2 separate regions of the Homo sapiens genome follow, and region 2 is linked to region 1. A link is an interaction called in ENCODE POLR2A ChIA-PET data of the cell type or tissue named here. Cell type or tissue: OCI-LY7. All regions are shown on one strand. Links, peaks and the distances in the headings refer to the core of each region. The heading gives the core; the rest is flanking DNA.

Evidence for each region. ChIA-PET counts read pairs that join two places held together with the same protein. Peaks named below come from ENCODE experiments on the same cell type or tissue, not always from the same donor. Only the 100,000 strongest peaks of a DNase experiment are listed, where the experiment ranks them.
Region 2: POLR2A ChIA-PET joins it to region 1 with 5 read pairs; 2 of 35 experiments call an interaction of 5 or more read pairs at or near these places.

What each region holds. Positions count from the first base shown.
Region 1 is chr6:156,302,112-156,308,607 of GRCh38, forward strand. No RefSeq gene overlaps it. Among named protein-coding and RNA genes, the nearest start is that of SNORD28B, 73 kb to the right of the region's middle. In OCI-LY7, for the core only: no CTCF peak of the experiment used is centred there; no DNase peak of the experiment used is centred there.
Region 2 is chr6:156,195,092-156,201,587 of GRCh38, forward strand. The region is part of intron 3 of LOC101928923 (a long non-coding RNA gene); the gene reads right to left. Among named protein-coding and RNA genes, the nearest start is that of SNORD28B, 180 kb to the right of the region's middle. In OCI-LY7, for the core only: no CTCF peak of the experiment used is centred there; a DNase peak (open chromatin) is centred at 2,640; H3K4me3 peaks cover 630 bases.

The sequences.
Region 1 (6,496 bases), core at 1,102-5,101:
ATCTAGACACAGACTTTACACCTTTCAGAAAAATTAACTCAAAATGAATTATAGACCTAAATGTAAATATAAAACTATAAAACTCCTAGAAGATAACATGGGGAAATCTAGATGATTTGGGATTTGGTGATGACTTTTTAGATACAACACCAAAGGCAGAATCCATGAAAGAAACAATTGATAGGTTGGACTTCATTAAAATTAAAAATTTCCACTCTACAAAGTACATTGTCAAAAGACTAAGACAAGCCACAGACTGGGAGAAAATATTTGCAAAAGATGTATCTGATAAATAATTCTTATTCAAATATAAAAACTCTTAAAACTCAACAATGACAAAACAAATGACCTGATTAAAAAATTAGGCAAATACTTAAACCTCACTAAAGAAGATACAAAGATGGAAAATAAACATATGAAAGGATGCTCAGCATCATACGTCATTAGGCAATTTCATATTAAAACAACAATGAGATACCTCTACACACTGATTGAAATAGCCAAAATCCAGAACATTGGCAACGACAAAAGATGGCAAGGGTATGGAGCACCGGGAAGTATCATTCATCACTAGAGGGAATGCAAAATAGTACAGCCACTTGGGAGGACAGTTTGGCAGTTTCCTACAAAACTAAACACACTCTTATCATATGACCCAAGAATCATGGTTTTTAGTATTTACCCAAATTAGTTAAAAACATATGGCTACCCAGAAACCTGCTCATGAATGTCTTCAGTAGCTCTGTTCACATTTGCTAAAACTTAGAGGCAACAAAGATGTCCTTCAGTAAGTGAATAAATAAATAAACTGTGGTCTATCCAGATAATGGAATAGTATTCAGCACTAAAAATAAGCTACCAAGCCATGAAAAGACGTGTAGGAATCTTAGATGCATATAACTAAGTAAAAAAAGTCAATCTGAAAAGGCTACGTATCGTATGATTTCAATGATATATTCTAGAAAAGGCAAAACTATGGAGATCCTAAGATCACTGATTGCCAGGGATTAGGCAGGAGAGTGGGATAAATAGGCAGAGCACAGAGGGGTTTAGGGCAATGAAAATTATCTGTATGATACTATAGTGGTGGATACCTGTCATTACATATTTGTCAAAACCCACAGAATACACAACACTAGGAGTGAAATCTAACATTAAATGCAGACTTTGGGTGACAATGTTGGGTCAATGTATGTAACAAGTTATCACTCTAGTGAGGGATTTTGACAGTCAGGGAGACTGCGTGCATGTAGGGGCAGAAATCTCAGAACCCTTTACTTAGTTTTGCTGTGAACCTAAAACCGCTCTACATATTAAAGTCTATTTTAAAAATTACTGTTTTAAAAAACATATGGGTTTTTTAAAGTCCACAGTAATCTCTGTGCCCCTCTCTTTTTCACTGTGATTCAATAGCACTTATTAAGCATGTTATATCTGTTTGCCAGGGCTGCTATAGAGAATACCACAAACTGGATGGCTTAAACAACAGAAATTTATTATTGCACAGCTCTGGAGAAATTCAAGATCAAGGAATCATTAGGGATGGTTCCTTCTAAGGGTTGTGAGAATCTGTTCCATGCCTCTCCCTAGCTGCTGATGGTTTAATGGCAATCTTGGACATTCCCAATATCTGCTTTCATGTTCACATGTCATGCCTGGATGTGTGTCGTCTTTCCCACCTTTTTTTTTTTTTTTTTTTTGAGACAGAGTCTCGCTCTGTTGCCCAGGCTAGAGTGCTGTGGCACAGTCTTAGCTCACTGCAACCTCCACCTCCCAGATTCAAGCAGTTCTCCTGTCTCAGCCTCCTGAGTAGCTGGGATTACAGGTGCCTGCCACCATGCCTGGCTAATTTTTTGTATTTTTAGTAGAGGCAGGGTTTCACCATGTTGGCTAAGCTGGTCTGGAACTCCTTGTGATCCACTCACCTCCGCCTCCCAAAGTGCTGAGATTACAGGTGTGAGCCACCGTGCCCGGCCAAGTTTCCACTTTTTACAAGAACACCATTCATATTAGATGGGGCCTACCCTACTTAACTACTCTTACTTAACTAATTACATCTCCAACAACCTATTTTCAAATTCTAAGGTGATATTCCAAGGTACTCATTGTTAGGACTTCAACATATGAATTTGAGGGGGACATAATTAAACCCATAATACATATCTATATACATAACACTGTGCTAGGTTCTGTTAGGAATCCAAAATATTATGGGGATTGCTCTTAAGAACATAACAAAAGTTATCCACAGCCCTAGCAATAGCACAATTTGTATCACAGGACAGTATAGGAATAAGGGTAAAATGAGAAGTACAGGTTGAGATAGATCACTTATGAGTTGAGATAGACCACTTATGGGTTGGAAGCTTGAGCAAAAGTTTTATAGAAGTAGTAAGGATTAAGTGGGGATATATCGGATGTCAATAAGCGGAGCAAGGTAAGAAAACTTCCACTACTGCACTGGGTAGTATTTCCCTTCCAGGGTCTGTGAGCAGACAGGGCCACAAGCGGGGGATGATCTAGGTGAGCAGTGAGCAGGTGATAAGGCTGGAAAAGTCAGTGGTGGGGCCAAATTACAATAAACCCCAAATAATCAATATGGGTTCCAGGTGAGGCAAAGCTGCTGGAGGTAGACTTCATTGGAAAAGAAATTCATTCATTCAACAAGCATTTATGGAGCCCTAACCTCTCTGCCCCAGAGGAGCCAATATACAAGTATTCTTTCTAAAGTAAAAGATCATCTGCAACTAAAGTACCCATTTATAAAAAGGGGTAAGCCTGGGACCTACCTGAGACAGAAATGATCCCAGGAAACTGGGTAGCTGGCCTGCTTTTATCTGTTTTTGTTTTTTCTTGAGTGTCATGTGCTAGAGCTTTACTTAGGAATCCTTGAAACTTGATTCAATCTTCACTCTTCAGCAAACTGCATGTTCTCACACTCAGTGGACCACAAAGACTATGCTAATAGATCCTAAATTGGACTCCAAAGAAGGACTGGAGTCCAAAACACAGCTCTGTAAGAATCATAACCCTCCCCTCATCATCACAGATGCAGGCTCTTGAGGAGGGAAAACAAACATAAGTAAAATTGTATTGTTCAGATTTCCAGTTATATAAATCAATGATATTTTCCTTGATACTGTACTGTATATTGTATATCATATGGATTTATAGGTTTTTGGATTGATTGAGCCAACTACCCTCTGTGTTACATCAGCAGGTTCTGTATCTTCTGGTGTCAGCATTAAAAAAAAGACAGTTACTTTTACATTCAAGATGAAATCACATTGTATTTTCAAAGCACATGTCATCTCAAAAAATTATGCTTAGGCAGGAGTTTTCATATAAATAATTCTGTACTGGGCAATCCATCAGAGGCTGCTTTTTGCTTTCTCCCTTTTTTTTTAAGCTGGCTAAGTGTGTGTTTTTTAATAAATAAGTAAAAGGATAAACCTTAAAAGCTCATCTCTAATAACAGGCTGGTAAGAAAGAACAGAGAAATTATTTTCTGGAAAATAATATTCTTAAATGATTATAGTTTGTCTTCTTGATTTAATAGATAGAAAAGTTTTAACCCTTATCATTCATTAACATGCATTACTTTTGGCATGTTATATTTGCAGGTACCTATAGCTGTAAATAATCTAATAGCTTAGTCATCCTTTTATTTCTTCTTGACATTTTTACTTTTTTATTTTCAGGAAATCATAGATTTTAAAATTTGGATTATTAGAGATCTTCTTGACCAACTACCATTGGTACAGAGCTTAACTAGTTAAAAACAATAAAACTCATTACTTTTCTCTTGTTTTAGTGTAATTATCAAAGCAATATAAAAACATTACAGAAACATTGTTACAGAGACCATCTTACTGATTTCTACCTTCTAACACAGCCAACATGATTTTTAGAATATTTCTTTCTAGTATTTCCCCATATGTAAATGTTTTATCATAATTATAGTAATTATAAAACTTGGCATCCCACTTTTTTAAGTTATAGGATGTTTCTAGTGGCAATAATAATTCTTTCTAACACAGGCCTATAGCTGCCCAAAGTCAGGCCTATAGAATTGAAGCCTTTACCTTTAAGAGGTAAAGCCTGGTGGCTTTGGTACGAGTCACCATCTCCTTGGAGAGAAATCTGCCTGCCCAGACCAAGAAGAGCACAATGCAGGGGTTCCCAAAAATAACCCTGGAGAAGCAGCATAGAACCAGATTGGGGCCTGGGGGGAGTTTGAAGGCCAGATAGGAAGTCTAGCCTTGTTTCAGTGAAGCACACGAAGGCATCCTTTTTGGCCAGAAGTGCGAGCTTTGGAAAGGTATAGCAGCTGCTGAATAAGGGACAGCGGTGAGGGGAGAGAAAACACCTGGAATGATGCCAAGCGAGGGGAGGCGGGGGTAATTTCTTGGCTTGAGGTTAATGACATGGAAGTGGTGAAGAAAGCATGAATCTGAGACATTGCAAGTTATGAAATCATAAGATTGGCCAGAAGACTTTATTTAGAGGCTGAAGAAAAAATTGACCCAAAGGTCAAACTTGCTCTCACTCCCCATCTCAAGAAGCTTCCTCCTACCCACACTTCCTTCTGAACTCCCAAGAAAGGAGACTCCTCTACTCATGAGACTACTGATCATGCGTGGGGGCTGTTGATGGGCCCATGTGCGTTAATGGGTGGGGTCACTGCACCTCTGAGGGCAAAAACCCAGGCTCCATTCTCTCATGGATTTCCTCTTTCTCCTCATTTCACAGAACTGGTAAACTCCAGCACCGCTGGCCCCTTCCATGTGACTCAGTGAAAAAGCAGACTCAGATGCTCCTGCACCTTTCCCTGTCTGTCTCGCTGCAGGCACACAGGAGGTTCTTGTATTAGGCACTAGGTATGGGAGAAGTGGGGGCCAGGGAAGAGCAGAAAAGGGCAGGGAAGGGGAGAGCAGAGGAGGAGACCCCATTTAGCCTCTAGCCTGAGGACTCACCAGGTGCACTGGAAGATCAGGAGCCTGTCCTGCCACTCACTGTAGGAGTCCACTTCCCATTCAGACACCATCCTGAAGAGACCAGCTGCGATTTAAACGCAGGCCTACTGGGCCCCAAGCCCAAGCTCTTCCCAGTATCACACTTGCTTGAGGCTTTAATATGCAATTCAGAACCACAGGTAGAAAAGGATCATGACAATTATTTCCGTTTGTTGTTTCAAAGTGATGTATTTTGTTGGACAACAATTAAGATGTGAGCCAAAACTTGCATATTATGGAACATAACTGGGCTGGCGAGGTTAGTTACCAAGCTAGTTTCTTACGCGAACCACCCGGCAAGCAGCAAGTAGGAGGCCGCCAATGCCCATTTCCAGTGGAATATTAGGATCCAAGGGCTGGGCTAGCCCAGGCATCTTCAAACTGTGTTCCCTGGAATCCTAAGAGATCAGCGCAGGAGCTTTAGCATCATCCAGGCCTTTTCAGCCAGAACAGATCCGTTATCAGCTTTATTTGCTTACACTTCCTAGTATGTTTAAGTAAAAAAAAAAAAAAAAAATAGTTTTTTTGACAGTTACTATAAGTTCGAAAACTGAGCTAGTCCAATCTTCTCATTTTGTAAAAGAAAAAGAACATGAAATTGTAGAAATCTGAATTGACTTCCCTCAAATCATACACAGCTATTAGAGACAGGGTTAGCCCTAAGACTCTAGGAGAGCATTGCTGTGTTTCAGGTGAGTTGAGGTTATTCAGTGGGGACCAGGGGAAGCGTGCAGTGCTGATGGCATTGGGAGTCTGCCTTGCACCACGTCCTGCAGTTTCACTGGTTAAATGCTTTTCTCCCTAACGTTATGCCAGATTGTGCGTATGGAGGCTCTGGGAAGTTCAAAGATATTGCTCATTTTTTCCTAGGAATATCAAGGTTTCTTTGATGTGTTCAACTGCTTTTACTTTGACTCATCTCTGAATTTGAGGTAATGCTCATTCTTTTCCAAATATAACACTAGCCTTCATTGTCCATAAAAACTGATGAAACTTACATGGAGAGGGAGCCTCCTTAACATTAAAATAGTATGTCATGAACAATTAGGCAGTAGAAAGTGATCTGGAATTTAACCAGCTAGGAACCTACACATGCATATGAAAAGGAGACAAAACAGTTAATGTAAATTAAAGGAGACAGAAATTAAAGAAACACTTGGAAAAATATTAAATGGGAGTGTAATTGTGCTGAGATACTTCATAATGCTCAAGTGTGATTATTATTTATTGTCATGATGAGGGCTATGCAAGCTGTAATGGTAATTTCGACCAAAGTCAAACATGTAATTTAGTAATTCTGGGCGTGCCTATAGTTGTCTTTTGAGTTTGGGATAACAGCAACTTTTTTCACAGCTTTGAAATTGGTTCGGAGCCACAAGATCATAAGGTTCAATGACTTCCACCCTGGTGACCCAGAGCCCAAGATGCTCGTGATACTACCAGAGATGTGTTCCAATGTTATTACTCCTAGCATATTTAAT
Region 2 (6,496 bases), core at 795-4,794, 110 kb before region 1:
ACACAGGGAAAGGGCAAAGAGAAAGACAAAAGGGGACTGAACTTGTCCTTTTTAAGGAACTTACTCCCACAGTAAGGGAGCCACTTCCATGATAACAGCATTGACCCACTCATGAGGACAGAGTCTTCATGATCTAATTGCCTCTTAAAGGTATCACCTCTTAATATTGTTACAATGGCAATTAAATTTCAACATGAGTTTGGGAGGGGACCAACATTCAAATCAAAGCATAACTTTTCTTTCAAAAGAACTTCGTTTTTGCCTGGCTGTTATAAAGATACTTGTTTCATTTTCAAAATCAAATATTGTAATGGGTCAGTGTTCACAGTTTGGGGTCAATTTTCACTTTTAATATATACATTTAAATCTTATTTCAAGAAAGGTGTCATGAGTTGTAGTTTAAATGTTTGCTTTGTTCCAATGTGTTCATTTTCTTCTTTGGGAATTGCAATTACAGAAATGTTACATTTCCTTTGCCTCTCCTCCATATCATTTTTTCTATATCCATTTTTAAAATATTTTTAAATATTTTCTTATTATCTCAATTCTAACCTTTATGTTCCTAATCATTCTTCAAACTGTGAGTATTTTATTTTGTTCTGTATAATTTAGTCTTCATTTCTGAAGTGGCCTTTTTCTCCTTTATTCATTTTTTTTTTTTTTTTTTGAGGCAGTCTTGTTGTTGCCCAGGTTGGAGTGCAGTAGCACAATCATGTTTCACTGCAGCCTCCACCTCCTCAGTTCAAGCGATCCTCTCACCTCAGCCTCCTGAGTAGCTGGATCTACAGACGTGTACCACCATGCCTGGCAACTTTTTTTTCTTTTTGGTCATTTTGCCCAGGCTGGTCTCAAACTCCTAGGCTCAAGTAATCTGCCCGCCTCAGCCTCCCAAAGTGTCAGGATTATAGATGTGGGCCACCGTGCCTAGCAGATATGGCATTTTTAAACGTTGAAACAACTCCTGCAGGTATAGCAGGGCCTCTCTCTATATGTATATACTAGTGTGAATCAAAACTGAGGGCTCACTGTCCCTGTCTATACCAAGCTAAGAATTTAGCCTTAGGAATGGAAACAGTATTGTAGGGACTGCTCTGAAAAACCCGTCTGTTTCATAGGTGACCCACACAGGAAACTTAATGAAATACTATAGAATACCACAGTCCTTAATCAAAATAGTTCATTAAATCAGATAACCAGTTTTAAAATTACATATACATGTGAAATATATATGATTTTAAAATCTTGTTTTCATTGAAAATATTCATTCACCAATCTTTTCATTAGTTAATTTTCACTTTCAGATGGGTGATCAGTGTTTAGAGTTTCATGCCATCTTGTTTGTTTGTTTTTGCATAAATCACACTTATAATGCAATGTCTATAACTTCTAATTTCAGTTTCTTTAAAGTTGACAGAATGTAAGTATCCCTGAGAAACAATATGGGTAGTGGGGTGAGCTCACAATTTTCCTAATATCTTATAGTCATCTTATTCACACCTGAAACAACAGGAATATTTTATAACTTTATCAAAGTTAAATATGTAACATTTAACTTTGGTTTCACAGACATATAAACTCTTCTCACAGTTATGTTTCATGATATAACATAGTTTAATTGAGATGTACTATTAAAATAGTAAATTCAACTACTATAAACCCAGCGGACTTTTTAGATCTGTGTGGGTGGTAAACTGAAGAGTAGCCTACTGTGGGTGGGGGCGGGGCGGGGGCTCAGTCAGTATGTTTTACAGAAAGAGTTAAGAGCATTGGTTAATTGGATGAGTCAGCTTTGTGCATGCCAATTAAGAGAATGTGTACTGCTTTGTGAATTTATATAGCTCCTTCTAGGGCACACCAAGGTGTTCCAGAGCTCTTCACTTGGTATCGTTGTGGAATAAGCCATTCCCTGTAAAGAGAACAAAGGCAGATCTCTTCTCCACTTTACTGCTGAGAAACATAGATTCAGAATCCTCCTATGATATGCTCAGTGAAACACAATTATGACACTCCCCCACCTTACCCCTGTATTCTTGCTGAATATTGATTGAATATTGAGCTCTTTCTCTGTCCAATCAGCTTGTGTGTGTGTGTGTGTGTGTGTGTGTGTGTGTGTGTGTGACCACATCATTGCTTTTTGCTCCAGCAGCTTTATTGTCTTTTTAAGAGAGTTTGTTGTGTTCAGGACCTTCTAAAATATACTGTGGCAATTTTATTCTTTTGCTTTATTTCTCAGCATAAAGTCTACATTCAAATTGCTTTCACTGCTAATTTTCTGTTTTATTTCTAGTGAGGTAGCTAACTTGCATTGATGCATTCTCTTCAGCAGAACATTGGTTTCCATTAAGATTTATAGTTTGCCAAGGAGTTTCAGCCTTTGAAACATCAAAAAAATATTTTGAACAATTTGAAAGTCATGTAGATTAGCATTGAAATAGTGTGCCTTAGCATTCATGGGAAGAAATAAAAGGGTGGCAAGGCCAGGAGGGGCAGATTCAAGCCATTGCATGTGCAGGCAGCAATCCTTCCAGCATTGGGGGAGTTCATATGAGGAGAATATATTATCGCCTCATGAGGCAACACATACAGAGTTAAGTCAGCTAACTTTTTGTTTGTTTGAGAACCAAAGGAAGTGAGATCCTGTGATTTTCAAAGAACATGATGCAAACCCCACTTCCCGTGCTACATATGGTCTCTTCCTCCTTTCTTGATTTTTACATGCTGGCTTTCTTTCTCACTTGTTTTCATATTTCTATTACCTATTTTGGAGGTTTTCATTTAAAACAATTACACACTGCATCTTGTAACACCCTTAGCAAAGAGGTGTTACAAAATAGTATACAATAAACACAGAAAAGCCTTAGAAGAGAAACAGGGTTTGATAGTAAATGAGCCAAATGGTAAAATAGTTGCTTAAACAGAGGCACATTGATTCAGAAGTAGGAAACATCTTAGTGGGAAGAAACAGATTAAAATCACTGCATACTATGATCACATTTTTTGTAAATGCAGTAAGTCTATGAATACATGTGTATATATTTATGTATGTATGTGTGTGTGTGTGTGTGTGTGTGTGTGTGTGTGTACTCATACACTGTGTTTGAGTGAGTGAATGCTAAGCTAAGAAGAAAAAATTCTGGAAGAATGTATCTCAAAATATTAATGGTTATCTCCAAGTATTAGAATTTAAGAGGACTTCTTCTTTTTCTTCCTTTATATTTTCTGTACTTTCTTAGTTTTTAAAACAAGAACGAACTATTTTTACTAGAAATACAAAACTGTTTACATCTGTTGCCAAAAAGGAACCTCAAATGGACGTATACTACACGTATATGAAAGCACATTTCTGGCTCACTGCAGAGCTAATGTTGGCTAGGTATCTCTTGTACCCCTTCTGAGGGAACTTACCCATTGAAATACCAAAATACTGCTCATCTCCTGGGCATAGATCTGAGGACACTAGAGTCAGTATGTATGTGAACACAGATCTGTATACTGGGGAAATACATAAATATTGGAGGAAATCATTAGTCACAATGAAGTCCACAAAATGTGATAAAACCATATGTGAAAGTCAGAACCAAAAAAAAATACAAATGATTGCATTCATCAAGCATAAGGACCACCAAAACAAAGTACAGTATTCCTTCATTCTACCCATGTGTCACTCAGCTAGAGTGTAGCAGAAGTCATATGTATCAACTATCAACCTGCCTTGAGCAAATGCTACTAAAACACAAAAATTGTCTTTGTCAGCACACTGTCAAAATCTAAGAGTAAGAAATTATTAATGTAGGGAAACTTCTAGGGTCTTCTACTGATTCATAAAAATGTTTTTTGCAGAAGTGGGCCTTAAAGCAAAGCTTGGAAAACAAGAAGTTCAAGAGCCCATGAAAGTGTAAATTGAAGTTAAAGTGGGAATACTGAGAAGAACTAGATTGGCGGTATGCCCCCTTTCTGAGTTGCCGGGGCAGTCCCAAGGCATGCTGTGCTGTAGGGGATAAGAAAGAGAAAACAGGAAGATATATGAGTGATTTTATTTATTTCCAATGTAAAACACCAAAAAAAAAAAAAATCCAACCCTTTCTGGTTCATTTGAGCCCAGGTTGAAAGAATTCTTCCTACTTATTGATTTGGGATAGGTGAAAAAGAGTGTTGCAGGAGAGATGAGAATAGAAAAAGAGAAGCGTAATCCGATATAATTCTGATTTACAGGTTGGACTGCCAACTAGAAAGCAAATATTGACAACCTGAGATCTCTCTGCAAACAAGAAGATGCCGTGGAACAAACATTCACTGAGTCACTACCACGTGCCACGCAATGTGCAAAAGATCTAACAGTGTCCAAGACACAGTTTTTGTCCTCAAGAAATTTACTTTAAGTTCAAAGAGAAGTTAACCAAAGAAGGCATTTCTGTAAATATCTCCTGTCTTAAGTTTTGAAATGTCTATTTCAAAATTTGCCCATTAATGAAACATTTTAAAGGGTTCTACATAGGCTAGGTCCTGTGCCTAAAAATTTAAAACACATAAATAATCAAGCCTGATCTCTGTCCTTGAGGATGCAATAATCTGGTTCAAATTTAAATACATTAATCAAACAGACAAAACATAAACCTTTAGGTTTCATAATATGACATGATCGATCTGACTCCATTCCTCAACTACAAACATGTCGAAATAGTGGATAAATAAATGTTTAAAGACAAAAATGGAGCTCAAAAGAAATGAGTGAAATTCTCTAGGTACTCACGATTAGAGAATTCATAATTCTTTTCAGATATACGATGAAAACTTATTATTAATCAAATATTTGTTTTAAAAGTCATGCCAAGGGAACTATTTTTGTTTTTTTTTTCTTTAGTATTTCAGTAAGTAAATACTGAACTCTGAAGTCTGCAGAGGATTAGAAATGGGTTCTCAATACAGGTAGTACATATTCATCTAAACTATTTTTTATCCCCTATATATAAATGTCTTTGTTTTCTAGTAAAAAAAAATTCATATTCATGTTTCAAATTCAGAAGATATAAAAAATGCAAAGAAAAAGAGAAATCTTTTTAAATTCTAGCACTTGGAATAACTGCTATTAACATTTTGTTATATAAACTTCCAGATTTTTTTCTGTGCCTTTACTCACACAATATGAGTATATACACATTTTACATATTTTCATCTTTATAAACCCTTAATATGCAGATAATCTTCCCTGGCCATTGTTAATTATAATTAGAAATAAAATACCATAAATTTATAACTTTAAAATCATCAAATTATTTGTTTATCAAAAGGTTATAATGCAGAATTTATAGAATATCTAAAATAGAACAACAAAAATAACAAGACTTTTTCATATCAAAACTTGTTGAATGCTGCTAAAGCTGTACATGTAGGGAAATGTCAGCTTTATATATCAATAAAGGAAACATTATAGAAAACTAATAAGCTCAGCATTCAAATTAAGTTAGAAAACTAACAATTAAGTAAACCCAAAATAAACCTAAAAGGAGGACATAAAAAGATAATAAAATAAAAATAATTTATCTGGAGAAACAGCAAAAAGAAAATTTGTTTGAAAATTAACAAGCCATTGGTAAGACTGATCAAGAATTAAAAATATGTCACAAATAATCATAATTAGAAATAAGAAAAATAAATGTATCATACAGAGAAGCCATTTCAAATGTAAAGATTCACCAGATACGTAAGAAAAATTTATGCTGTATATAATGCAATACTTTGGGAGAATACAAAGGTAAGGCTCTTTAACTTATTTCATATAGAATAGAGCAATTTTGATAAAAAATACACAAAGATAGTAAAAGAAGGGAATATCATAGACCAAGATTGTCCATGAATAGAAAAACAAAAATACAAACAAAAATATTAGAAAACCCTCATCTAGTACCCATTAAAATGGCTACTATTAAAAAAGAAAAAGAAAACAGGCCAAGCATGGTGGCTCATGCCTGTAATCCCAGCACTTTGGGAGGCCGAGTTGGGCAGATCACTTGAGATCAGGAGTTCAAGACCAGTCTGGCCAACAGGGTGAAATCCTGTCTCTACTAAAAATACAAAAATTAGCCTGATGTGGTGGTGCATGCCTGTAATCCCATCTACTCAGGAGACTGAGGCATGAGAAATGCTTGAACCCAGGAGGTGGAGGTTGCAGTAAGCCGAGATCATGCCACTGCACTCTATCCTGGGTGACAGAGCAAGACTCTGTCTCAAAAAAATAACAAAAATTTTTTTAAAAAGAAAACAAGCATTGGCAAGGATGTGGAGAAACTGGAACCCTAGTGCACTGTTGGTGGGAATGTAAAATGATGCAGCTACTATGAAAAACAATATGGTGCTTCCTCAAAAAATTAAAAATAGAATTAACATATGATCCAACAATTCCACTTTCGGATATGAAGCGGCATTATGCACAACAGCCAAGAGGTAAAAAACAAACAAGCCAACAAAAAACAGCATAAACATCCACTGATGGATAAAG